Regions from separate parts of the Homo sapiens genome. Here regions 1, 2, 3, 5 and 6 are each linked to region 4. The links are chromatin contacts, found by Hi-C or POLR2A ChIA-PET in ENCODE. All regions are on one chromosome and are shown on one strand. The core of a region is the stretch at or near the end of the contact, and the rest is flanking DNA. Distances in the headings are between cores, read along the strand shown. Region 1 holds the start of STK10 (serine/threonine kinase 10). Region 2 holds the start of THG1L (tRNA-histidine guanylyltransferase 1 like). Region 3 holds the start of CNOT8 (CCR4-NOT transcription complex subunit 8). Region 4 holds the start of HMMR (hyaluronan mediated motility receptor). Region 5 overlaps DOCK2 (dedicator of cytokinesis 2). Region 6 overlaps LCP2 (lymphocyte cytosolic protein 2).

Region 1 (4,011 bases), core at 820-3,319, 8.7 Mb before region 4:
TATTTTTGGCAAATTTACCAAATTATGAAATTGTCACCATTGTGCAGTTTTAGGACATTTTCATCACCCCAATTAGACTGTTTATTGTTCATGTACAGTTAATTCCCATTTCACACCCAGCTCCAGGCAACCATTAATCTACTTTCTGTCTGTATGGATTTGCCTTTTCCAGACATTTCATATAAATGGAAATTTATAGAACACAGGGCCTTTTGTGTCTGGCTTCTTTGACTTAGTGTTATTGAATGAATGAACCTCTCCGTTTTTCTTTCCCTTCCTTCCTCCCTCCCTCCCTTCCTTCCTTCCCTCCCTCCCTCCCTCTTTCTCTCTCCTTCTCTTCCTTTCCTTTTTCTTTCTCTCTTTCTTCCTTTCCTTTCCCTTTCTCTTTCTTTCTTTCTCTCTTTCTCTCTTTCCTTTCTCTCTTTCTTCCTTTCCTTTCCCTTTCTCTTTCTTTCTTTCTCTCTTTCTCTCTTTCCTTTCTCTCTCTCTTTCTCTCGCTTGCTTGCTTTTCTGGAGCTCTCAGAGCTGGTCAGAGCCCTCCAGGCCTACAGCTTTCGTGGAGTCAGAGCCTTCATCTCCTAGTATGGAAGCAACCCTCTTGGTCTCCCCACCCGCTTCGTACAGTTGGCCAAATGGTCTGAAACAAATGAAAGACCTGCCTTTCAGCATGTTTTGGGAGGTTCAGACAGCGCCTGACTCAATGAGAACGGTCAGCGACGAGCGGCGTTTCCTTCTTTTAAAGACCCTCTACAATTCCAGGCACTCCTGCAGCTGTGGAAACATTCCGAACGGCTTAGCAACCAGGACACCCTCTGCGCCGACCACTACCAGCATCGCAGGCTTCTTGAGCTGGCTTTCCCAGTGGAAAACCATGCTTGGTGTTTGCACACTGTTCAAAGGATGTTTTCGAACAAAGCACCGAGGAAGGGGCGAAAACACCTCAACACAGCCGTTCTCTGGGGTTGGAGCTATTGAACTGTGACATTTGCGAAGACTCAACTTGTTTATGACACGGTCCAAATAATAACCCTTGCAGACTGCCCGCCCCCCCCCCCCACCCCCAGCACTCTCCTTAGATTCAGGTAAAAGCATGTTATAACCGTCTATAGGACAAACAGGCAACAGTAGCAGTGAAGTGACTCAAGTAGCCAGGATCGAGAATGAAGGTGCTCAAAGAAGACTTTAGTTTGATCTGTATGTAGTGCGCTCATCTTTTTTGAAACTAGGAAATTAAAAATTAGAATAAAGTTTTTATTTAATATGCAAATACATCCGCAAACCCATCAGGAAACATAAGAGAAATCAGTGCCAAAGGAGCTCTTTCTCCCAGCCCTCTAATCCTGGCAGGTTTGTGGATCGTGGACGGGGAGCCCCTGGAAAGGACCGCGCCGGGAAGCCGGGCCCTGCAGGGACTGGCCGCGGCTGCACCGGCGTTGCCCGTCGCACACTAGGAGGCAGCACCGCGCCGAGGAACCCGCAGCAGACGGGCAGCCAGCGTGTGTGCCTGGGGCGAGTGCCCTCGCCTGCCGGCGTCCCCATCGGAAAAGTGGGGGCGAGGGCAGCCTAGCGGAATAGCTGCGGGAGGATTAAATGAACGAGTGCAGGTTCACCTTCTGGGCGCTGACAACGATCCGTGGGCTCTCGCGAAATGCCAAGTCGCCGTCCCGCTTGCTCCCATAAAAGTTTTGGGAGCCACGCGGCGCGGCGGGCGGGCTCCTGAGTCCATGAGCGGTCCCACCGAGCGGTCCCCGAAGCTTCCCCAAAGCCCAGCCCGCGGCTCGCGGAGCGTGGTGTGGGGGGACTACAGTTTCCAGAGTGCCCTGCGGCGACGGGCGGAGCCGGGGAGCGCCCGCAGCCAATTAGGGGGTCCCGGGGCTCTGCCGGGGAGCGGCGGGTGGAGCCGGGCCGGTGGGCGGGCGCGGGGACGGTCCCCTGGAACGGGTCCGAGGCTCTCGCAGGCAGGGCTGGGCCGGGCAGGAGCTGCGAGGCCGGCACAAGGGAGGCGGCCCTGGGGACCTGACAGGGCGGGGGCGGGGGCGGGCACGCCGCCGCCTGCGCGGTTCCGGGTGCTCCCGGCGCGGCGCTGCCCAGGGCACACTTGACCGAGGTCGGGCTGCGGGGAAAGGCGGGTCTGGGGAGAACCCCGAGAGACGCGGCGTCCTCCAACTCCTCCTCCTTCTCCTCGCGGCCGCCGAAGCCACAGCCCGAGCCCGAGCCCGAGCCCGAGCCGGCGCCACCGCGCCCCCGGCCATGGCTTTTGCCAATTTCCGCCGCATCCTGCGCCTGTCTACCTTCGAGAAGAGAAAGTCCCGCGAATATGAGCACGTCCGCCGCGACCTGGACCCCAACGAGGTGTGGGAGATCGTGGGCGAGCTGGGCGACGGCGCCTTCGGCAAGGTTTACAAGGTGAGGGCGCTGAGGTGGGTGGCCGGACGCGCGTCGAGGGGCTCCGGAAGGAAGGGATGCCTGAGCCGGACCCGGCCAGCCTGGCTCCGGCTCCGAGGGCTGCCCGGCGCTGAATTCGGGGTCCCTGGCCCTCATCCCGATGACTCTTGTTTTTTGGGGGGAACATCACTCGGCCCGGCCGAGTCCCTGCGCTCTGGGCGCCCCCTCCGGGCACGGTTGCCGCCCCCACCCTAGCCCTGTTTCGGAGCACTTCCTGTGTGTCCTGCACTGCGCTCGGCGCCGCACGGGGAGACAAAGGGGCGTTGACAGGACCTCAGCATCCGAGAGGGCCACTCGAGGGACCTTCCAGGGACGTTCCGTAAAACGGCGATACGGGCACACTTTTTTTTTTAAGAGAGACCACAGATGCTGTGGGAATATCGAGGCGATGTGGACCGAGAAACTCGGCTGCGCTTGGACGGGTTGGGAGCTAGGGACACATCTGAAGATGAGCCAGAGACAGGGAAGTGGGGTGGGCGAGGGGTGGCCCATGGACTGAGAGGTGGGGCTTGGAAAGGTGGGTTGGGGCTGGTCAGAGGGGGAGGTCAGGATCTGGTGAATGCTGAGCCTGGGGGAACAGATTTGATTCCGTCGGTCTGAGTCACAGCTGGGGAGTCTCCCAGCCTGCAGTCACCTCTCCCCTAGAGGAAGACGCGGCAGAGAGCTTTTGTGGAGTGGGTGGGGCAGAGCTGATTGAGTCTAGAGAAGTGTGGCAGCAGGACGTTGGTTTCTGCTCCTGGGAGCTAATTCTGAGGTGGTGAGTTGTTTTAGGGAGCCAACACCTACAGCTTGACTCCCCCCTTTCCCCTAAGAAAATTTTTACTGGGAGACGCCCACTTGTTAAATTGGTGTATACCTCCAGGAGAGCACCTCTCTTCTAAGCCACTATCCTCCTCCTTGGGGCTCCTGTAGCTTGTAGGGCACTCTGACCCTAGGATTGCCGTTCTATGAGGCTGGACCACAGAGAAGGCTTCTCCAGGCCTTCTCCTCTGACTTGGAAGTGGTCTATCGCCTAGTTACCGAAGTAGTTCCTAGATGACCGGTGTTATAATAGCATCATTTGGGAGCTTGTCAGAAGTGAACAATCTCATGCCCAGCCCCGACCTGCTGAATTAGAGTCTACGTTTTAATAAGATCCCAGGTGATTCCTAAGCAAATAGGTTTGAGAAGTACTGCCCTAGAGGCTTGGAGTGGTGGCGTTTTTTCTTTTTTCTTTTCTTTTTTTTGAGACAGGGTTTCCCTCTGTTGCTCAGTCTGGAGTGCAGTGGCCCGATCTCGGCTCACTGCAACCTCTGCCTCCTGGGCTCAAGCAATTCTCCTGCCTCAGCCTTCGGAGTAGCTAGGTCTACAGGTGCACACCACAGCCCGGCTAATTTTTGTATTTTTTGTAGACTTGGGGTTTCGCCACGTAGCCCAGGCTTGTCATGAACTCCTGAGCTCATGAAATCAGCTCGTTTCAGCCTCCCAAAGTGTTGGGATTACAGCGGTGAGCCACCCTGCCTGACCTGGAGCGGTGGCAATTTTGAGACCAACCAGGCCCACTCAGTGTCTTTTTTTATTTTTATT
Region 2 (4,115 bases), core at 782-3,281, 5.7 Mb after region 4:
AAAATACTGCCAAATCAAATATCAGATTTGTGTATTTTATAATGAGATCTGTCTTGAGGAACAGTGTAATGCAATGCACGTAGAGACTATCACTGGCTAAAGCCAACCTATGAATTGTTAATATTACATTCTTATAGTCTCTGTTTCTAATCTTAATGTTCAATGCCAGGTCAGTCTAGAAACCAATCTTATGGGGCATGTGGGGAAAGAATCAGATAAAAGAGGCACACAGAATGCTCGGCTATCAGATGGAAGTACAACAATCTAAACAGGAAATATACATGTACTCTGCAGTTACAAATACTGCAGACATCATCTGTAGCCTGTAAGTCTGCGATTAAGATAAACAGAAAACCAGATGCTGGGAGGAAATATTCTGAAGAAAGGAGTTAGGTCATGGAATTACCTGGCTCTTCTTTTAAACCAATTGGTTTTCCGCTTGAACACAAAGCTGTACTCATCACTCTGTCCATACGCGATCACAATATCCTCTAGTTCTTCCATCACAGTCTGCGCACATTTGGTCATCAGCTGGAGAGCACGGCTGTCATTGGGTTTTGCAAAGTTGTGCTTCTCAGCAAACCTTCACAGGGGAAAAAGGGAAGAAAGCATGGATGGAAGCCTGTCATTAACAACACGCTCTGTTGCTAGATAACAGAGGCTGTTTGGAGGAAGATAATGTAATAGCACTGTGAACTCAAATGCTCAACTAGCCACAACCTGATCCATTTTCTTAAGAACTTAGTTTTTTTCCTGCCCTGAAATTGAGAAAGCCAGACAGAAATGCTAAGCCTCAACTCTCCTTTCTGTGAAATGGGAATAAAAGAATATTTACCTCATTGGGTTGTCCTGAAGATTAGGGAGAAGATAAAAGTAATCATACCTAGCTCCTAGTAAGTGCTCAATAAATGTTAGTTATAATAATCATTAACAATGCAGCCCTCTTCAAAGATTAAATTCCCATCTTTCTGTTATATTTCTTTCTCCCCCTCCCTCTTTTTCTGAGACAGGGTCTTGCTCTGTCACCCAAGCTGGAGTGCAGTGTCCAATCACCGCTCACTGCAGCCTTGACCTCCCAGGCTCAAGCGATCCTTCCACCTCAGCCTTCCCAGTAGCTGGAACTACATGTGTGCACCACTGCGCCGGGCAAATTAAATTTTTTCTTTTTCTTTCTTTCTCTCTTCCTTCTTTCTCTCTCTCTCTCTCTTTTTTTTTTTTTTTTTTTTTTTTTTTTTGTAGTGGCGGAGTTTCACAAACAACAACCACAGAAAAAACAAAACAAAAACAAAAACTTGGTCTCCAACTCCTGGCCTTAAGTGATCCTCCTGCCTCCCGCGCCCAGCCTTCTCTTTTTTTCTGACTCTCTGTTGAATCTAGTCCATGTGGCCTGTTACTGATAATGAAGCACAGACGTTAAGTATTGCCCACAAGCAAGGCTTACACAGACTTCTGAACAGTCAGCATTCAAAGATATCTAACAGAATAGCTAGGCAATTGGCTTAAGAGCTTAAATATTGTGCATGAGAGTGACTTTTAACAACAGGTCCTTGCTAACAAGTCTCTGTTCACTTAACACGGGCACTCCAAGCCAGATCCTCATCACGGGAGCACATCGCCCATTCAATTACGCTAACAGCCAGCGTTCAGGCACTGTCCTAGCCAACACGCAGGGCGGGGCAATGCTCCATGCTGCGCACTCATTGGCTACCGCGTTACCCTGGTAACCGTGACTGGAGCGGGCGGGAGGACTTGCAAGGGAAGAAGCTGGATTCCCCGGAAGCGCTGGCGCATCGCGACGCCCCGAGTCGAGCTCGCTCACCGATGGAAATTCCGGCCGTCCAGCCGCACTACCACCCAGCAGTGTGCCAGGCAGGTGTCGTCAGCCTCGAAGTCCCTCACGTACTCGAACTTGCTTTTTGCCATGGTCGCCCCCAATCTCAGGTACCGTCTCAGAGTGATGGAAATGGTGGCCAAGGAATCGTGAACCTTAACTTTACAGGCGCCCCACATTCTACACGCGGAAAGGAAAGGGCCAGATAGCCCCGCCCCGGAAGTGTTCTCTTCGCGGCTACTCTAGCCGTAGGGCAGTCATAGTCTCTCTCGCCTCTCCCTGTAGTTCTTAACCTCCCAGGCAAAGAGGATGGAGGTTTAGGTTCCTCCGTTAGCACCTTCCACGCTTGCTTCTTCCTCCTCCCGTCCTGCGGCAAATCAGTCTCACGAGGTTTTTAAAAATTATTTTTTATCTGCTGGTCTTGACTTACTGGCAAAAGCAATCAGTGTCCCCGTTAGTGCCCAGATCAAAATCATACCCCAACCTAAAAAAAAAAAAAAAAAAAAAAATTCTTTTTCTGGTGTTTGAAGGTGTAGCTGTGATGTTTCCCCTTTTCTTAGTGGCATTTATTAACTTGTAGAAAATCTGGAATACACCAAAACTATAGTTAAGAAAATTAACACTTTGTTTCTCCGTCTTTCCCATCAAAGCATTGTGGATGGTTCCTTTCAGTCTTTTTTCTTTTTGTGTATGTAGGTTTACACAGGGAATGCACAAGATTGGAATTATTCGCCTATACAATGTTTATATATTTTTCCACTCAGCTTGAGCATTTGCCAGTATCATCAATTATTCCAAAGTGTGATTTTTAAAAGAAAAATGGACTCAATATTCCAACATATGGGTATACTAAATTGATTTATTCAACTTTTTCACCATTAAATAATCACAGAACCAGTGTTTGATATCTTGTTGCTGGTGGATAATAGTAAAAATAAAATCCTAATATTTGTGTCATACTTTGTGATTTACAAAGCTCTTTCAAATTCATTACCTACTTACTTACTTTTTTTTTTTTTCCATCCTCAAGAAAGATATTCAGGCCAGGCACGGTGGCTGACGCCTGTAATCCCAGCACTTTGGGAGGCAGAGGCAGGAGGATTGCTTGAGTTCAGGAGATTCATACCAGCCTTGGCAACGTAGCAAGACCCCTGTTCCTACAAAAAAGAAAAAAAATTATCCAGGCTTAGTAGCCCATGCCCGTAGTCCTAGCTATGGGAGGATGAGGTGGGAAGATACTTGAGGCCAGGAGTTCGAGACTGCAGTGACCCATCATTAGCCACTGCACTCCAGCCTTGGTGACAGAGCAAGAATCTGTCTCTAAAGAAAAAGAAAAATATTCAAACAATATAAATCCTTTTATATGTAGCAAAAAGTCTCTCACTGACTCCTAACAACATACTTTAGGCAGTTACTGTTACCAGTTTTTTGTGTATCCATACAGGGATCTATATCAGTATGTGTGTATATCCTCATAATAGTACCACAAATGGTAGTCATCACTCCTTTGATGCTCAGAGTAACATCAGAGGGATGCAAAAGAGGAACTGGGATTTCACCTTTACAAAGGGGAAATCTGAGACTCAAAGAGAAAAAAATAATTTACATAAGGTCACATATGTGGCAGGACCAAGACATAAATTATGACATCCTGCATCTTTTCTTTGTTTCTGTTGCTGTGAAGTCAGTTTTCTGTAGGTTATCATTCCTCACCTTTTACTTCCACAAACTCCTCTCTCCAAGCTGACCAGGAGACAACCAAATCTTGCCTCCTCTAGGAGCCCTACTTTCATTAGGTGAATTTTTCAAAATTACTTATCAATATGAATTCATGATTTTTATTTTTTTTATGTGTATGTTTTCGAGACAGAGTCTCACTGTCACCTAGGCTGGAGTACAATGGCATGATCTCAGCTCACTGCAGCCTAGACCTCTTGGGTTCAGGTGAACCTCCCACCTCCCTTCCTAGTAGCTGGGACTACAGGTGCGTGCCACCATGCCCACCTAATATTTGTATTTTTTTTTGTAGAAACAGGGTTTCCCCATCCACATCCCACACTGGGAGATGAGACTCCTATCAGGGATGGGCTGAATATAAAATAAGCCAATTGGCTTTGGGTTGCTTTGCAGTGAAATGCATAGTAGAAGTACTACACTGTCTTCTCCCATAGCATCTATATGGTCTTTACATAAATTAAGCATTAAAATAACAGCATAGCAAGGAGGTCTTAAGATGCTAATCTGCCCTTTAGTAAAAGGGTTATAAAAGGTTTGTAAAGTTTTC
Region 3 (4,166 bases), core at 269-2,768, 8.6 Mb after region 4:
TTGCACAACACAGCCCCTAAAGGTAATCTAATTACTTATCTGGGTTACAACCAAAGCAACAGTAACAAGTTTCAAAACTGAAGGAAAAACCGTCCAGGATGTAGTCAGAAACAGGATGCTAATCTCAAGCGTTGCACCTTCCTAGGAATTTTTAAGGGTTAATTTTTATTACATACAATGTTTGCCTCACGGGCTGACTTAAAAACTTGACTCCCACATGAGCTACACAGAAAACTGTGCAAGAAGGAAAGGTTTTCACAAACACACTCACACCTATGAATTACTGAAGTCCCTGCTCTGTGTTGACCTGCAGTGCAGTATGTTCAGATCGCTCCCGTTCATCTACGGTGTAAACTTCTCCAAAACATAGCTTCTTATTTACACAGGAAAGCTCTGAAGGGCAACTAATGATAAAGCCACAGGAAAGTTTTCTCTGCAAGCAATCAAGGCCTTGCTCGGGAAAAGAAACGTTGAGTCTGATTTTGTTCGTTTAAGCCCAAGTGTACAAGGAAACAATAAACATCACTTCCTTATTCTAGAGGACTGAACAAAGGCTTTGCCGTGCATAGATATGATAGAAAAGGAAGTGGCACGTTTGAAGAAATAAATAGCAGCAGCGTTTAAGAGGATCCTCTGACCCTCCCTTACCTCCAAACAGTGTCTCAAGGCACTGCCCTGGATTGAACCGCAGTTCAAACTTCTTAAAACCACCCGAATGGCCCAGGTCTGTGAGTTGGCTCCTCCATTCATAAAGCCATAGAACACCAAGAAAAAGTTATGGGGCCGCAAGAACTAAGGAAGAGGCGGCGATTTAGAAGGGGGAGGCCCGCAAGATTCCAAATTCAGGTCCTCCTCCCCACTACTCCGTCTCCCATCATCATTCTCTTCTCGTTTATCATCATCCTTCCACTTCAAATCACACTCAGTCCTCCTCCTTCTGACACGCCATTCTTCTTCTGTTTTTGTTTGGTAAAGCAAAGTTAAAATTACGGGCCTTAGGACTAAGATAACTAAGTTCGAAGCCAGGCCAGGCCACGTAGTAGTCGTGTGTCCTTGCATAAGCCACTTAATCTATTTCGTGCCTCGGTTTTCCTATCTTGTAAAATGGGTTTGATAACAGTACGCACCTCGGAGGATTGGAGTAGAAGTTAAAATGAAGCATATGAGATGCTTTGTAAAGTCCCCGCACATATTACTCGAATATTATCGTGTGACGGTGGCCATTATTATTACTACTCTTTGCTGGGGTTCCTCTCCTCCTCACACACCCTGCCCCTTACACACGCCCCCACTCCCCTTCCCCCTACAGACCCCCAATGGTCTCTCACACTCTTTCATCTTACGCTCCTCTTTCCGGTAAGCGCAGGCCCGCTTACCGGGACCGACAGGGCCCGCGAAGCGCTGGCTGGCGGGCTGACGAGCTGGCGGGCTGGCGGGCTGACTCCCCGACGGCGGCGACGGCAGCCCCTGGCCCGGAGCTCTTTTCCCTCTACCCCGGATCTGCTCCTAGAACCGAACGAGCCAGTGAGGTGAGCGCCCCCGTGCCCAGAGCGGTCTTACGTGCCTCCCACCAAACAACCGGACGGCACCACTCTACCCACCCGATCCGCCCGACTCGCCTGCTCTCTAGAGTCACTCCAGACGCGCGCGCGCGCCTGGTCACGCCCGCTCCTCCCCCTTTGCGCGCCCCTGCGACTCCGTGCGTGTTCGCTCTGCCTGTGAGGTCGCGGGAAGCAGCGCGCAGGAGCAGAAGTAACAGGGTGCCGCCGAATAGGTGGGGAGTGGAGGCCTGGAAGCACGCTTGCGGAAGACGGCCCGCCTGCGGCCCTCTTCGCGTGATTAGTTGCGCTCGCTCAATTTAATCATGATTCTTACTCCTCCATTTTGGTCCTCTTTCCGAGCGAACAAGGAAGGGGCGTGGTCTAGAACTAGCGCCCCCCCCCACCCCCCCGCCGTGGGCGCGGCCTGGAAAAATCCAAAGGCCGAGGAAAGGGCGTGGCCCTTCGAACAAACCCCTCGAATTACCACGCCCCCTCCTCCTGGCTTTGAAGGACCGTTAAAATCGTTGGCACGAAGGGATTTGTGAAGAGGCTGACGGAGAAAGAGGCTGTCGCGACTTTCTGTTCTAACATGGCCCCGTAGATGTCTCACAAAGCATCTATCCTACGGTTCCTTTCTGGCAAACAATTAGTTGGGGGTGGGGCGGCTCCCCAAAGCCGAATGTGGGTGACGTCCGCCAAGGCCCGCCTACCTCCCGGCCTCACCGAGCAGAGCGAGGAACATTGCCATAGCAACTGGCCCGCCAGGGTCTGCTCGAGTTACAAAGAGGACGGCGCCTCCCGTGGGCACGGCGCCTGGCCAGCGCAGGCGTCGCCGGGCTCTTCAGAGCTCCAAAATCTTTGCGGACGCGCAGGGAGCTCGCCAGATTTTAGTGTCGAGACCCACGGGCTCAGGCCTCGCCCAGGAGCTTCTGAGGCCCCTCTGCCAGCCCCTTGGTTCCCTCTTAATCCTGCTTGAAGAGAGGGCTCTTGACCGACGCCGGCCCTGGGCAGCGTGTGGCCAGCTGGGGCGCGCCTCCGCCTCGTGTTCTCCGCGGTGGGAGAGCAGACAAAGCGCCCGCTTCCTGCACACAGTGTCGGCGGCGGGCCGCCCTCAGCCACTCCCGCCAGCGCTCCACCCCTGTTCCCGAGAGGACGTGGGGGCTGCCCCAAGCACGGTTCTAGTTCTTGTCCCAGATGCTTGTACTTGAGAGGCTGTTGATAAGAAAACGGCAAATGTACCCCTAGTGACGAGGAGAGGGGCTTCTACTATTCACTTTGCACTTTTAAACATTTCCCCCTAAGGGGATTCTCCAAAATCCTCCAATTCCTAGGCTGGATGCCGAGCTGGCCTTGAGCGGCAATTTCAAACGGGATTCCCAAAAGCTGTTCTCCAGGGAGGTGAACTAGCTCCAGCCTCCAGGATAAGAGCATCAAATGCACTTTCTGAACTCCAGTCCTCCTCTTCTCCCCCCCAAATGAGTGTCTAGCTCCTTATCTGCAAAATTAGGTTACGAATGGCTGTCGTGAGCTTGTGAAGATTAAATAGTTAATAATTGGAAAAACACCCCGCACCGAGGAAGATATAAAAGAGCGTTCAATAAATGGCATGTCTCAGTTTGCTCTCCCTAAAACAGTCGATTTGGGGCCGGGATTGGTGGCTCACTGAGCCTGTAATCCCAGCACTTGGGGAGGCCAAGGCAGGCGGATCACCTGAGGTCAGGAGTTCAACACCAGCCTGGCCAACATGGCAAAACCCTGTCTCTACTAAATAATACAAAAATTAGCTGGGCGTGGTGGAGGGCACCTGTAATCCCAGCTACTCCGGAGGCTGAGGCAGGGAGAATTGCTTGAATCCAGGAGGCGGAGGTTACAGTGAGCCTAGATCGTGCCACTGCACTCCAGCCTGGGCGACACAGCAAGACTCCCTCTCAAAAAATAAAAAAATAAACAGTGATTCCGTTGAGGGATACACTGATAAAGAAGGCAGGCAAGTGCCCCATCCCCCAGTCAGTTCTATGGGTTTCTTTTTTTTTTTTTTTTTTTTTTTTTTTTGAGACTGAGTCTCGCTCTGTCACCCAGCCTGGAGTGCAGTGGCGCGATCTCGGCTCACTGCAAGCTCCGCCTCCCGGGTTCACGCCATTCTCCTGCCTCAGCCTCCCGAGCAGCTGGGACTACAGGCGCCCGCCACCATGCCCGGCTAATTTTTTTCTCTTTTTTTAGTAGAGACGGGGTTTCACCCTGTTAGCCAGGATGGTCTCGATCTCCTGACCTCGTGGTCCGCCTGCCTCGGCCTCCCAAAGTGCTGGGATTACAGACCTGAACCACCGCGCCGGGCCAGTTCTGTGGGTTTCTAACGTGCTTTCTTCCACTTGTAATTTAGAGTCAGAAGAGGCTAGCGCTGACAGGCAGGCAGTAGTCACATGAAAAGCGGCCTCCCCAATCCTTTCTTGGAATTTTGTTTTTTCCTGTGGCACTGGGCCTGGTGTGTGCTAAAACAAACAGGAAACACCATGTCCAGCCTCACTACCACCCCTCACCCAGAATTGGGTGTTCGTTTCTCAAATTATTGAAAATAGATATAAAGCAAACAGATGGATTTTATTTTAGGAGAAGTTAGAGTGTTAC
Region 4 (4,223 bases), core at 992-3,491:
CAGTAGACAGGAACTCATGATTTTTTTTTTTTTTTTTTTTTTTTTGAGACGGAGTCTTGCTCTGTTGTCTAGGCTGGAGTGTAGTGGCGCCATCTTGGCTCACTGAAACCTTTGCCTCCTGGGTTCAAGCGATTCTCCTGCCTCAGCCTCCCGAGTAGCTGGGATTACAGGCTCCCACCACCACGCCCAGCTAGTTTTTTGTATTTTTACTAGAGACAGGGTTTCACCATGTTGGCCAGGCTGGTCTTGAACTCCTGACCTCAGCTGATCTCTCTGCCTCGGCCTCCCAAAGTGCTAGGATTACACGTGTGAACCACCAGGCCCAGCCCCATGAGTAGATCTTGATTAGCATTTTTTAAAAAGTAAAAACAATAGAAAAAGCATGACTCATATGCTGCAAAGTTAGGCATTGTTTTGTGAAACTTTTCTTTCGTATGTATGTGTAGAGATATAAAAATACATCTTAGGTTGAAATATAAATTTTGGGGGTTTTTTTGCTTTTTTTTTTTTGAAACAGAGTCTCGCACTGTCACCCAGGCTGGAGTACTGGAATATGAAAAATCACCACAGTGCCTCATACACATTAAGCATCAAATTAATAATTAGTATTATTTCTGTAACTGTGAGCCTGAAATACTATATCTTTGATAAAGCCAGTTTAACCTACTATAATGCAAACAACAAAAAAACCAAAAAAACCTTAAAGCCACACTGCTGACAAAACTTAAGAGTAGGTCCTTTGATTACTCGGGAAATCATATGGTCCTTGAGTCTTTTAACTAAGAAAATAAGTTTGTGCTGATTCACTTGCTCATTTGGCCTTCCTTTGTGAGTAGTTGTATTTTCATTCACACGTTGGCTGACAAAACTTAGAGACGTAATGAGTAACCACGAAATAGTGTATGATAGTGAATAAATCATGAGCTTTAATATTTAGCTCTACCACTTACTGATTGTGCAAGATACAAAACCTCTGTTTTCTCATCTGTAAAATGAGGTCAATATCAGTACCTTCCTCACTTGGCTTTTGGAAGGAATAAACAAGATCTAGTAGCACAGTCCCAGCATACAGCATTTTTTTTTTTTCTGTAAGACAGAGTCTTGCTCTGTCGCCCAGGCTGGAGTGCAGTGGCGCGATCTCGGCTCATCGCAAGCTCCGCCTCCCGGGTTCACGCCATTCTCCTGCCTCAGCCTGTAGTCAGCTGGGACTACAGGCGCCCGCCACCGCGCCTGGCTAATTTTTTTTGTATTTTTAGTACAGACGGGGTTTCACGGTGGTCTCGATCTCCTGACCTCGTGATCCACCTGCCTCGGCCTCCCAAAGTGCTGGGATTACAGGCGTGAGCCGCCGCGCCCGGCCGCATACAGCATCTTAAATGATGAGTGCCTACCAAACACAGCTAAGGCTTCCTGGTTACTGTGCTGTGCATTGCGGTGTTAAGAGCACACGATGGGGGCTGGGTTCATATTCCAGTCCGGTCACTTTGGTAATGTAGCACTGAGCAAATTTAAGTCTCAGTCTTTTTATCAATAAAATAATAATAGGATTACCCCTTAGAGTTGGTGGGAAATTAACATAACTAATAATCGATGTAAAGCCTTAGTACGGTGCTTGAGGTATAAGTGGTCAATATCAGCCATAACTTCATTGTTTATGTTTTCAATAAGTGCTGCTGCTCTAATTTTACACCCATAAACTGCCTTTACTAATCTTCCTTCTTTTATGCCCAAATGGAATACACAAAAGAAATGCACAAGTTCAGACTACAAGTAATACTCCAGTGTTCTTATCAGTGAGGCCCTCTCGGACTTGAAAATCAAGTAGCTACCAACGTCTCGGGTCCATTCCCTTCGCCCTGCTGTAGTTTCTCCATTACCGCTGTTTATTGACAGTATTCCCCGCCTGAATGTAAGCCCCACGGGGCGGAGACTGTTTCACTGCGGTATCCTTAGCATCCTGATTAGTGCTTGGCATGTAACAGATGCTTAGAGCATATTTGAGAAAAATCAATCAACTGAATGAGCCCCAGCCCGACCCTAAAATCGCCTCCTGCTTGCCTCCCAAGAAGGGAGCTGAAAGAGGCAAAGGGCGTTAGGGCGTCTCCCGTCCCCCAGCTCTTTCCCCCTTACGCACCAGAAGGGTCATTGAATCGTTTCAAGGGCGCCTTAGGAAAGGACATGTTGACGGCCAGCTCCAGAAACTGAAGGTGACTGGCACTCCTCGACAACTGAATGCGGATTATCACTCCCTACCGGTTTCAAATTCAAATCTCCCCACATTCCCCACCCACCCCGGCGTTAGCCAATTGGAAAGCCAAACCCCTGGGCACACCAATCCCGCACAGGAACACGAAGAAAGAATGCTGGGTTCTGATTGCGTCCAATTAGCTGGCCTGCGAGTTTAGGCTGCCATCCAATAGGAGACCGTTACTGTTCCCCGCCCCACCCACCCAGTCATTCCCGGAGTTACTCAAGTGTAACCTAGCATTTGCGCAAGCGCACTTCCCTCCGGAGACGTTAGAAAGTGCATTTTGGCGTCACTTAGGGGACGGTGTAGTGAGTTCCGGCTTCACTGGTTCCAATTCTGTCCCATTGTTCGTTGCATGTGAACTTTTCTGGATTTCAGTTCTTTCATCCGGGGCCTGCCGGTGCCGTAAACGGCCATTCAAAGGGAAAAACGAACACGCACACCAAAGCGCTAGCTTGCGTTCCTGCGCATGCGCAGTGACCCGAGCGGAGAGGCCGAGGCGTAGCCTAAGCGTGGGATTCCGCGCGTGCGCTCGGCTCCGCCTGGTGCGGCCGCGGCCGGGAGGGACTGGATTATGTCGGCCCCGTTTGAGGAGCGGAGTGGGGTGGTACCGTGCGGGACCCCGTGGGGCCAGTGGTACCAGACCTTGGAGGAGGTGTTCATTGAAGTTCAGGTGCCGCCAGGCACGCGCGCCCAGGATATCCAGTGCGGCCTCCAGAGCCGGCATGTGGCGCTGTCGGTGGGCGGCCGCGAGATCCTCAAGGTAGCGGCAGCTCGGGGCTTGTGTTCAGTTTCCTCTTCCCAGACGCCCCCAGCCCCGTTTCCCTGAACGACTGTTGGGTGTCCCGACGGCTCCTGTGGCTGGCAGAAAGAGAAAGAGGATAACACTGACCAGGTTTGGGTCTGGTCAGAGCCCCCGCCTCTTCAGGGCAGGTGCTGAGTTGTGGAAATTTGAGGAGCCTATTTTCGTGTTTAGTTTTCAAACTAAGACTGCTGCTTCTGCTTCTCTGACGGGCTTCAGCTGGGAACAGATTAACTAGGTTGCTAAAGGAACAAATATTTCTTCCGTGCACTGAAGACAGGCAGGAAGACAACAGATAACGTACCTGCAGTGGAGAGGTTAAGCTCCTGTACGGAAGCGTAATTCATAAATAGATAAATATAGGAAAGGACAACAAAGAAAATAGGGATAGAATAACGGGCAGAGAATTTAGAGATGATGTCAGGTGATTAGTTTTCTCATCTAAAAGCTTGAAAATCCTGCATGTTTGTGGAGTGGTCAAGCAGGTGGTGAAGAGGTGTGTGCATAAAATAAGTAGTACTCCTTTTATTTCTTTTCACCAATGCTCTTTGGATCTGGACCCGCTTTTTCTTTGTTAAGTGTATAATTAAACTAACAGGTTGAAATTAGATTTAGTTCTCAGGTTAGATGCCCAAGATGTTTGATGGCAGTGTAATATGGTGAAGGGAGACTACTTGTTTCCTAGTTTTGTAAACTTGGGCGAGAGATTGTTCAGTGTCTCTATATCTTCCTTATCCACAAGATAAGGTAGTTATAGTACCCTTCTCATGGGATTGTTTTGAGCTTAACATGGTATTCACGTGTATGAAGAGCTTGGAGTATTCACTGGTATGTAATAAGTTCATACTATATGTTAGCTATTAGCTATTATATATATTACAGTATATGGAGGTGCTTTGAGTGCCTCAAGATTCGTGTGAAAGACATTATGTCAGCTTGGATCTCAGTTACTTTTCTGAATTGTACAATTCATAGTTTCCTCAACAATGGTTTTAGATTACGATTATAAATTAGTAAATCCAGTAACTTTCGGAATTTAGCAGTAGCTGCTGAATTTGGGATTTCTGATGTACGTATAGACCAGTGGGATTTTTTTCTCACTAATTTTGACATATTTTAAAATGTGGGCTTTTCCTAGTGACATTTAATTTCACTTTCTATAACTTAAATTTG
Region 5 (4,052 bases), core at 978-3,477, 6.2 Mb before region 4:
GAACCAACTAGGAACCAAACCCCCAATCACATGATTAGAGGGTTGGAACTTAGCCCCACTCCCCTCCACCTGCCCCACCCCAACCTCTGGGAGGGGAGGGGGACTGAGGATTGAGCTCAAGCACCAATAGCCAATAATTTAATCAATCATGCCTGTGTAATGAAACTCTGATTAAAACTCTTGGTTAATAACATTTGAGGGGCTTCCCAGAAGGTGAACACATCAATGTGCTGGGAGGGTGGTGTGCCGAGGACACGGAAGCTCTATGCCCCTCTATGCCTAGCCCTGTGTCTCTTCCACAAGGCTGATCCTGAATTACATTCTTTATAATAAAACCGTAATCACATGTATAGCACTTTCCTGAGTTCTCTGAGTTGTTCTAACAAATTATGAAACTGGAAGTGAAAAAAGGGGGTGCCCAGGCAGGGAGGGGTAGTGAGAATCCCTGAATTTATAGCCAAGTCCAACAGAAGTTCAGGTAACCTGGGAACCCAGGACTTGCGACTGGCATCTAAAGTGAGGGCAATCTTGTGGGATTGAGGCTTTAAACCCATGGAGTCTGGCAGTAACCCTGGGTAGTCAGCGTTGAACTGAATTGTGGGGCATCTAGTTGGTGACGGGGAATCAAGAACTGCTGGAATGATGCAGCATGCTATCTCATTCTTTATGTCTATAGATTCAGGTTTACTGAAAGGAGATCCAAAGCAGCTATTAAGTAAATATTACACAGGTTGTATGCAGATATGGCAAGAATCAGGAATGTGATACCGAAGTACTAGATGTTGAAGGATCTCCTGACTAGAGTAAATGGACTTACTGCTATTCAAAGATTTCCTAAGGGAAAATGCCAAGCTTCAATGGTACGTGTGATTGTGATGTTTTAAAAGGGGTAGTAGGCCGGGCGTGGTGGCTCATGCCTGTAATCTCAGCACTTTGGAAGGCCAAGGTGGGTGGATCACTTGAGGTCAGGAGTTCAAGGCCAGCCTGACCAACATGATGAAACCCCATCTCTACTAAAAATACAAAAAATTAGCTGGGCGTGGTGGCGGGCACCTGTAATCCCAGCTACTCAGGAGGCCAAGGCAGGATAATCACTTGAACCCAGGAGGCAGAGGCTGCAGTGAGCCAAGATCATGCCATTGCACTCCAGCCTGGGCAACAGAGCGAGACTCCATCTCAAAAAAATAAAAAATAAATAAAAAAAAAAGGTCAGCGTATAGTGGAGATGAACAAAAAATTGCTTTAGCCACAAGGATACTATTTTTCCCCTACACTTTTCTAAAAACTTTGAGAAACATGTAAAATTGAGTGTGCCAATTACATCTTCATATTATGAAATGTCCACATGGGAGTCAACATTTAAGACCACGAAAGGTAAGTCTACAAATCCTGTGCATACACCAGCAGGTGTCCACGGTGCCATAATAAACATGCAGTAAGCCTTGGTTGACATTTTCACTCTCAGCTTAATGGTTTGCTTAGCTAATTGCTTTCATTAGGAGCTTTAGAGCATCAAAGGAGGATTTAAAATTAGATTTGCTTCAAAACAGGGAAAACAAATGCAAAAATATATTCTTTGTTTTTCCAAAGTCAAAACTTCTTCATAGATGTGAGGACAATAGCCATTGGTTAAAGTATAAGAACAGTATTTCTCAATGTGTTATCAGCAGACTAGCAAATCAAATCTGAGTTTATTAAAAATGCAGATTATTAAACCCCTTGGGAGGAAGCTTTATTTTTAACAGTTCTTAAGGTGATTCTTATGCATGCTCAAGTTTGACAACTTCTGCACTAAACACCGAAGGTTCACAGTAGACTCCATTGATTATGGCTCTGTCACTAGCTCTGTGGCTTTGAGAAAGTCCCTGATCCTCTCTGGGCCTTGATGTCCTCACACGTAATAGTGTGCGCTCTGCTATGTCACCAAAGCCACCTCCACCTGCCTGACTCAATGCTAAAATGAAAACTGGAACCAAACTGAAGATTGCAAGAAGCTTCCAACTCAGGGAGCAGAGTTCTGAGTCTCACCACATAGAGTTGTTTCCAGATGCTTCCCCATTCCCAAAGTGTCGTTGTCACTTCTTGTGCCAGAGGAATTTCTGCAGGAATGATGTTCTCAGTATTTCTATTTAAGGTGGGAGAAAAAGTGGTGTGAAATTGAGACCCAGGTGCTAACAAGATAAAACACCAACAAATTTGCATTAAGCTGCAGCTGCGGAGGGGCCTTCCTGACATTAGACTAAAACACCTCCAATAGCCACACCAACTACATTATGCAAATACAAGGGACTTGCTTTGTTATGTCCTCCTTCGCTAGGGTGGGCTCATTATTTAGGATTAATCTACTTTAATACAGTTCTAAGGTAGCTGCCAGCAAAAAGTTTGATTCTCCAAACTAATACCCCCTCAGAGTCAGATCTCAGTATGAATCAATTTGGATTAGATCTCCCATTGAGTAACGGAAAGGAGACCCACAAATATACACAGGCACAAAGAAGATAAGCTGAGCAACCCTCAGCTCTTCCAAGTCAGATTTTCAAAATAAACAGGACAGAGACATCCATGAGCCACTGGAGGCTCAAGTCTGGTGAAGAATGGCAAATACCTTCTTTTCTCAACTGTCACTTCCTTGATGTGGATAAATGACTTAGGAAAAATGCCCTGTTGGAAACAAAACAAAACAAAACAAAATAAAATAAAAAGATATATCACCACAGAAATGAATGACCCTACGTCTTTATAATTTTTTTCCAAAAGCTACTGGCTTATAAAATCCCCAGACTTTAAAGGAATAAACCCAGAGCCAGATAGAACAGGGGCTGGATTCTAAATCTACTTGTTTAGATCTGGCTTTCCCTCCAGTTCTCCATCAGTTGCTCTAGATCCCACAATAGCCCTAGATCTCACCATAGCCCTAGATCCCAAGGGATGCTCCAACCCATTATGGCCACTCATCCTGCAGGTGGGCTATAAGACAGTATCGTTTGAAAGACAACCTAAACCACTCACTGACTTTAAGCGAGACGAGGAGCTCTGCTTCTCCCATTGCCTGCCCGATTCCGGAAAGCGGTCACCCTTCACAGTCAGGAACAACTGGAAGGTCAGAAATAACTGGTCCTGAAGCAACAATGTTCCTAGGTGCATTTGGGCTAGTTCGATTTGAGACCTATTCTGCCTGCATTTATTCCATTGTTCTTTGAGAGAGCAGAATAGGACCATCCCTCCCGACACAGCATGTCAGGGAAGAAGGAAGAAGCTTCTATTATTTCCTTACTCCATACATTTGGCTCAGTTAACAAGGTAAGTTTATCAATTACTTGGAAATCCCTTCATAAATGCAACCAATGTGCATACTGGGGACATCTGGTCACTGTGCTAGGTGCTGTGAGAGAAAATGAGACAAGCAAAGCAAGCGCCTGCTCTCATGGAGACAATAGTGAAATGTGAGGTTAGAACAAGAGAACCCCTCAAAAGTAGAAATCAGGCCTGTCCTTTCTGTGTTGACCTGGGTATACGGATGAGGAGATGACTGAATGCTGCAAACAACTCTAAAGGAAGGCAGTAGAATAAATTTCAAATTTATAACGCACAATTCCACAGAGACTCGAGGAAGGGAGAAATCATAAGTGAGTGGCATATCAGGAAAAGTTGCAGGGAGATGGCACCAGAGATGAACCTTAAAGAATGAGGGAAAGTGGGAGGGAGCTGAGCACAGCGAGTGACAAGGCACAGAGGTCAGAGAGCACAGGGCACAGGAGGGAGAGATGGATTCCCTTTGCTGAGGAGCAATGGTGGGAGAGACCTGCTCAGATGGGATAGCGGGGCCATATGAAGACCTCCAGTACTGACACAAATAAAAACCAGGTGACCTTACCTGTAACATTTTGTGCTTTATGAGGTATCCCCTATACCAGTCTGCAAAAAGAAAACAAAGAAACAGTTCCCTCATTTATTACAAGTTTGTTGCTAGTGTTTTTCTGTTTTGTTTTGTTTTGTTTTAAACTAGTAAAACTACTGCAAATTGCTTTAGACCTTGGGTACAGATCAAACTC
Region 6 (4,046 bases), core at 874-3,373, 6.8 Mb before region 4:
ATGGGGTTTTGCCATGTTGGCCAGGCTGGTCTCGAACTCCTGACCTCAAGTGAACCACCTGCCTCAGCCTCCCAAAGTGCTGGGATTACAGGCATGAGCCACCACACCTGGCCAGCCCTGCCTTTTTTATTTGTAAAAATGAGAATAATTATACTTGTCTACCAGGAAAATGATCGTGAGGCACCAGGAAAACACTCCATGTAAAACTACAGGGGTAGGGGACATGGGTGACAAGTAAGGAGAACACTGTGTCCTCAAATTATTATGTCCTACTCTTACACTCTCGACCGAGGCCTCAGGTGATGGTGAAAGGCTCCTTCCTGAGTCTTAAAACATCTGGCTGCCCCCGGCTTCTCAGGTGACAAGGATAGAATTTAGAAGGTTTGGCTCTTGGTTCAAGGGGGCTGGTCTTTAAAGACGGAAAGAACACTTTGTTCCTTGGAAGGAGGATTGGAATGCAGAGCGAGAGCAGGGCTGAGAGTGGGAATGTGTGCAGGGAGGAGGGGTGGGGAGGAGAAGGAGAGTTCCAGGGTCCCACTGAGAGAACAGCACAGGGGGAGAGGCATCTGCCCTACCCAGGAGCCGGGAGCCTTGTCCCAGGAGGGATCAGCAGGCAGTCTGAAATCTGAGCCCAGGGAATAAGGCTCCCACTGTGGGAGGGCTTTGGTCAGAAGTTGGCCAAAGCTCTTACTATGTGAGCTGTGGCAAGAATGCGCTCTACATCATAAGCCAGTACACAGCTACACGTGCCACAGTAGAGGAAACAAAGATGGAATTTTCACAGGACAATGCCTATTCCTACTGCATGCTTTGTGCACTGATATTTTCTATTCTATACCCCTTCCCCTTCCCTTCCCTTCCCCCCTCTCTCTCTCCCTCCTTTTCCACCTGCCTGGCAGCCTTCTTTTCTTGTATAGTTTCTTTCCTCTTGTGTCATCAGCAAAGTTGATTTCTAGACCCACTAGTAGGGCTTCCTTCACTGTTGTTCAAGTGTGGGGAGAATTAAAGGGCTACATCAGAGGCCAGCTAAGGCCCCGCATACCCCCACTCTCCTGTTTCACTCCCTTCATAATCACAAAGTTCCTTCTCCTGCCTTTCCTTCTCCTCCTTTTTTAAAACAAGCAAACAAACAAACAATTTCATCAGTGTCAAGAATAGCAGGATTTATTTCACAAGCTTTTTGGATGATAATAAAAATCACGTGGGGGCCGGTTGATGTCACTGAGCCTCAGGCTTCTCCTCAGAGAGTCCGTTCAGGTAGGTCTAGGCTGGGCCTGGTGATCAGTGTTTGCAACAGGTACAGCTAAGTAATCATGATGATCAGGCCCATCAGGGATTCCCTAATCAGGTTTAACCCCTGTATTGTGCTGATAAGGAATCTGGGGCCAAGTGAGGGCAGCTGCCTTGTCTGAGATCACACAGTGGGCGCCACCCTTGGGGCCAGACATTGTAGTTAGACTGTCTGTGCCTGCAGGCCCTGTACCTTGTACATTACCAGGAGAGACCTTAGACTGAGAAGATGAAGACTGGCCCCCACCATGCTGTAAGTTAGGGATGCAGCTGGGCTGGAACCTAGGTCATTGTAGAATGCTGCCTTCCTACACGGGCCTGGCTTCCTGTGGGGAGGTTCAGCCCATTTCCAGGGCCAGCTAGTCCCTTAAACAAAGGCAAGCAGAGAGGACTGCTGTCTATGGCTGCCCAGCCCCCATCACTTCTTGCTCTGGTCCTGAGCGAGGCCAGGGGTTTATGGGGTGAAGGGAGAATGAGTCACCTCCCTCCACTCACTGTCACTTGGTCCTCTGGGGGTAGGGTGTAATTTGAAGGTTTGCACCTAGCAATAGCCATAGCAACCACCTCCCTGCTATGCCCACCATCACTGTTGCACCGTCCACCAGACCCTGGCAGTGGTCCCACAGGCTTGGAAGGTGCTTTCTGTAGCCCCTTAAAGCAGGAGGACCCTGGGAGCCCACACTTTGCTGCAAGCCAACTGCCAGGACCTGTTCTGCCCCCACTCAGCTCTTTGCTGCTCCTCTGCTGAGGCCTGCGGTTTGACATTTCCTTCCTCACCCAATTCGAGCCCCGGCAGCCTCCAGCCTGGCTGCTAGAGATACTGGTGAGAGGCAACACCGCAGAGAGCAGGAGGTTCTTTCAAGATCCAAAGCAGCCTTGTGAGCTGGTCAGAGCCCTGTCAAACTCTGTAGGAGGAGGGCGTTGAGGTGAGCCTCAGTCCCACCTCGCTCAAGTCATTACTGAAATGTCACCTCTTCAGTGAGGCCTGATCATTTTAAATGGCAACCGCATCCCACCCCTGCACTCCCATCCCCCCCAGCCCCCCACCCCTGCACTCCCATCCCCCTCACCAGCCCCCCACCCCTGCACTCCCATCCCCCCAGCCCCCCACCCCTGCACTCCCATCCCCCCCGCCCCCAACCCCTGCACTCCCATCCCCCTCGCCAGCCCCCACCCCTGCACTCCCATCCCCCCCAGCCCCCCCCTGCACTCCCATCCCCCTCCCCAGCCCCCCACTCTGCATGTGCATGGTGCATATGCAGCACATTTCACCTCCTTAAAGTTTCCTCTCCACTAGCAGGGATCTTTGTTTTGCTCATTGATGCACCTTGAGCACTTCTAAGTTCCCAGCACTTAGAAGGCCCTCAGTGCACATTGTTGAATAAACAGGTGACAGAATGGGAGTGGCTGCTGCAGCCAGCACCACCTGACACGGCCAGGACACAGGACACTAACGGGGCTCCCTTGCCAGCTCTGTAGGAGTCCTTTTATCCCACATGCCCATCGTCTTCTTGAAACAACCACTTAAGGGAACCAAAAAGAACCATGTCACAAGCATTCTGACGGCATGGTCAGGAGGCAACTAGGAAGCCCCCGCTGCTGCTCTTAAAGCCTCGCTCTCTCTGCCCAGTCACAAAAGCCTGGAGTTGTCAACAATATTATTACAGAGAGTAAACCTTTCCCTCCCCTTCCTCCTTCTCTTTCCTCTTAAGTACCAGTGTGTTTATCAAAATTTGTTTATCCCATTGCTCTAATGAGGTAGGAGGTTTGGATACCATTTCTTTCTTTTTTTTTTTTTTTTTTTTGAGACGAAGTTTTGCTCCTGTCCCCAGGCTGGAGTGCAGTGGCGTGATCTCAGCTCACTGCAACCTCTGACTCCCAGGTTCAAGTGGTTCTCCTGCCTCAGCCTCCTGAGTAGCTGGGATTACAGGCGTGCACCATGCCTGACTAATTTTTGTAGTTTTAGTAGAGACGGGGTTTCACCATGTTGGCCAGGCTGGTCTCGAACTCCTGACCTCAGTGATCTGCTCACCTCAGCCTCCCAAAGTGCTAGGATTATAGGCGTGAGCCACCGCGCCCAGCCTGGAGCCCATATCTTGGGAGAAATGAGGGAGTTGAGGGGCAGGGGAGGTGATGGAGGAATCGAGAAATGGTGGCTGCTAAGGACTTCCTTTGCTAACTTAGCAAGTTTATTTTAGGCTAAACTTGTTACTTCGAGATGGTCATTAAGCAGAAGAAATAGAGATCATGAGCCGTTCTCATAGGCAGGCCAGGGACTCAACAGTATCTGCCTCCAGAGAGCTTGCAGCAGAAAGGGAACTGACACAGGGGTGTGTGCGTTGAAAGGGCACTGGCTTGGAAATTAGAAAGGCTAGCTTGTGGTGCTGGTGTGAGTTGTGGGAAAAGGGGTGGCCTTTACCACTAACTACTATGTGGCTTCAAGCTACTCCCTTTTTTTTTTTTTTTTTTTTTTTAAGATGGAGTCTCCCTCTGTCACCAGGCTGGAGTGCAGTGGTGTGATCTCGGCTCACTGCAACCTCCACCTCCCAGGTTCAAGTGATTCTTCTGCCTCAGTCTCCCAAGTAGCTGGGACCACAGGCACGTGCCACCATGCCCAGCTTTTTTTTGTATTTTTAGTAGAGACGGGGTTTCACCATGTTGGCCAGGATGGTCTCGATCTCTTGACTTCATGATCCGCCATCTGCCATCTCCTCTGTAAAATGAAATTGGACTGATAATCTGAGGTTCCTTCCAGT

What was found. A loop is a pair of places that touch in the nucleus more often than their neighbours do. ChIA-PET counts read pairs that join two places held with the same protein, here RNA polymerase II (POLR2A). Pooled maps may share reads with other maps.
Region 1: a pooled map shows a loop between it and region 4 (4-fold over the local background). The contact joins the promoter of STK10 here to the promoter of HMMR in region 4. A Hi-C loop is called at or near these places in 1 of 37 single-sample maps with no recorded cell type and 6 of 50 pooled maps. POLR2A ChIA-PET finds 5 or more read pairs at or near these places in 1 of 52 experiments (GM10248).
Region 2: a map with no recorded cell type shows a loop between it and region 4 (28-fold over the local background). The contact joins the promoter of THG1L here to the promoter of HMMR in region 4. A Hi-C loop is called at or near these places in 3 of 37 single-sample maps with no recorded cell type and 8 of 50 pooled maps.
Region 3: POLR2A ChIA-PET joins it to region 4 with 10 read pairs in GM12878. The contact joins the promoter of CNOT8 here to the promoter of HMMR in region 4. POLR2A ChIA-PET finds 5 or more read pairs at or near these places in 2 of 52 experiments (GM12878 and endothelial cell of umbilical vein).
Region 5: a pooled map shows a loop between it and region 4 (18-fold over the local background). The contact joins the enhancer-like site here to the promoter of HMMR in region 4. A Hi-C loop is called at or near these places in 2 of 50 pooled maps.
Region 6: a pooled map shows a loop between it and region 4 (6-fold over the local background). The contact joins the enhancer-like site here to the promoter of HMMR in region 4. A Hi-C loop is called at or near these places in 6 of 50 pooled maps.

The regions. Positions count from the first base shown.
Region 1 is chr5:172,186,282-172,190,292 of GRCh38, reverse strand. STK10 (serine/threonine kinase 10) reads left to right here and starts at 2,069. Exons shown (of 19, transcript NM_005990.4): 1 at 2,069-2,406. The coding sequence starts at 2,251. RefSeq lists enhancers at 1,309-2,084, 3,137-3,216, 3,877-3,926 and silencers at 1,757-2,116, 2,417-2,466, 2,597-2,676.
Region 2 is chr5:157,729,336-157,733,450 of GRCh38, reverse strand. It overlaps THG1L (tRNA-histidine guanylyltransferase 1 like), which reads right to left and starts at 2,031. Exons shown (of 6, transcript NM_017872.5): 1 at 1,820-2,031; 2 at 407-583. The coding sequence starts at 2,010. RefSeq lists enhancers at 1,755-2,114, 3,431-3,510, 3,541-3,660.
Region 3 is chr5:154,855,979-154,860,144 of GRCh38, reverse strand. It overlaps CNOT8 (CCR4-NOT transcription complex subunit 8), which reads right to left and starts at 1,518. Exons shown (of 7, transcript NM_001301073.2): 1 at 1,377-1,518. RefSeq lists enhancers at 210-712, 1,216-1,718, 1,674-1,843, 1,719-2,222, 2,223-2,724 and silencers at 1,254-1,313, 1,374-1,473.
Region 4 is chr5:163,458,650-163,462,872 of GRCh38, reverse strand. It overlaps HMMR (hyaluronan mediated motility receptor), which reads right to left and starts at 2,241. Exons shown (of 18, transcript NM_001142556.2): 1 at 2,135-2,241. The coding sequence starts at 2,180. It overlaps NUDCD2 (NudC domain containing 2), which reads left to right and starts at 2,771. Exons shown (of 4, transcript NM_145266.6): 1 at 2,771-3,011. The coding sequence starts at 2,823. RefSeq lists enhancers at 1,995-2,054, 2,805-3,054 and a silencer at 2,385-2,474.
Region 5 is chr5:169,669,151-169,673,202 of GRCh38, reverse strand. It overlaps DOCK2 (dedicator of cytokinesis 2), which reads right to left. Exons shown (of 52, transcript NM_004946.3): 3 at 3,875-3,915; 4 at 2,606-2,661; 5 at 2,029-2,125. Among named protein-coding and RNA genes, the nearest start is that of DOCK2, 34 kb to the right of the region's middle. Within about 2 kb of position 2,227, at least 3 of the 41 ENCODE cell types and tissues checked have a DNase peak (open chromatin) inside an H3K27ac peak, as active enhancers do.
Region 6 is chr5:170,276,793-170,280,838 of GRCh38, reverse strand. The region is part of intron 3 of LCP2 (lymphocyte cytosolic protein 2); the gene reads left to right. Among named protein-coding and RNA genes, the nearest start is that of LCP2, 19 kb to the left of the region's middle. RefSeq lists a silencer at 3,719-3,768. Within about 2 kb of position 2,123, at least 19 of the 41 ENCODE cell types and tissues checked have a DNase peak (open chromatin) inside an H3K27ac peak, as active enhancers do.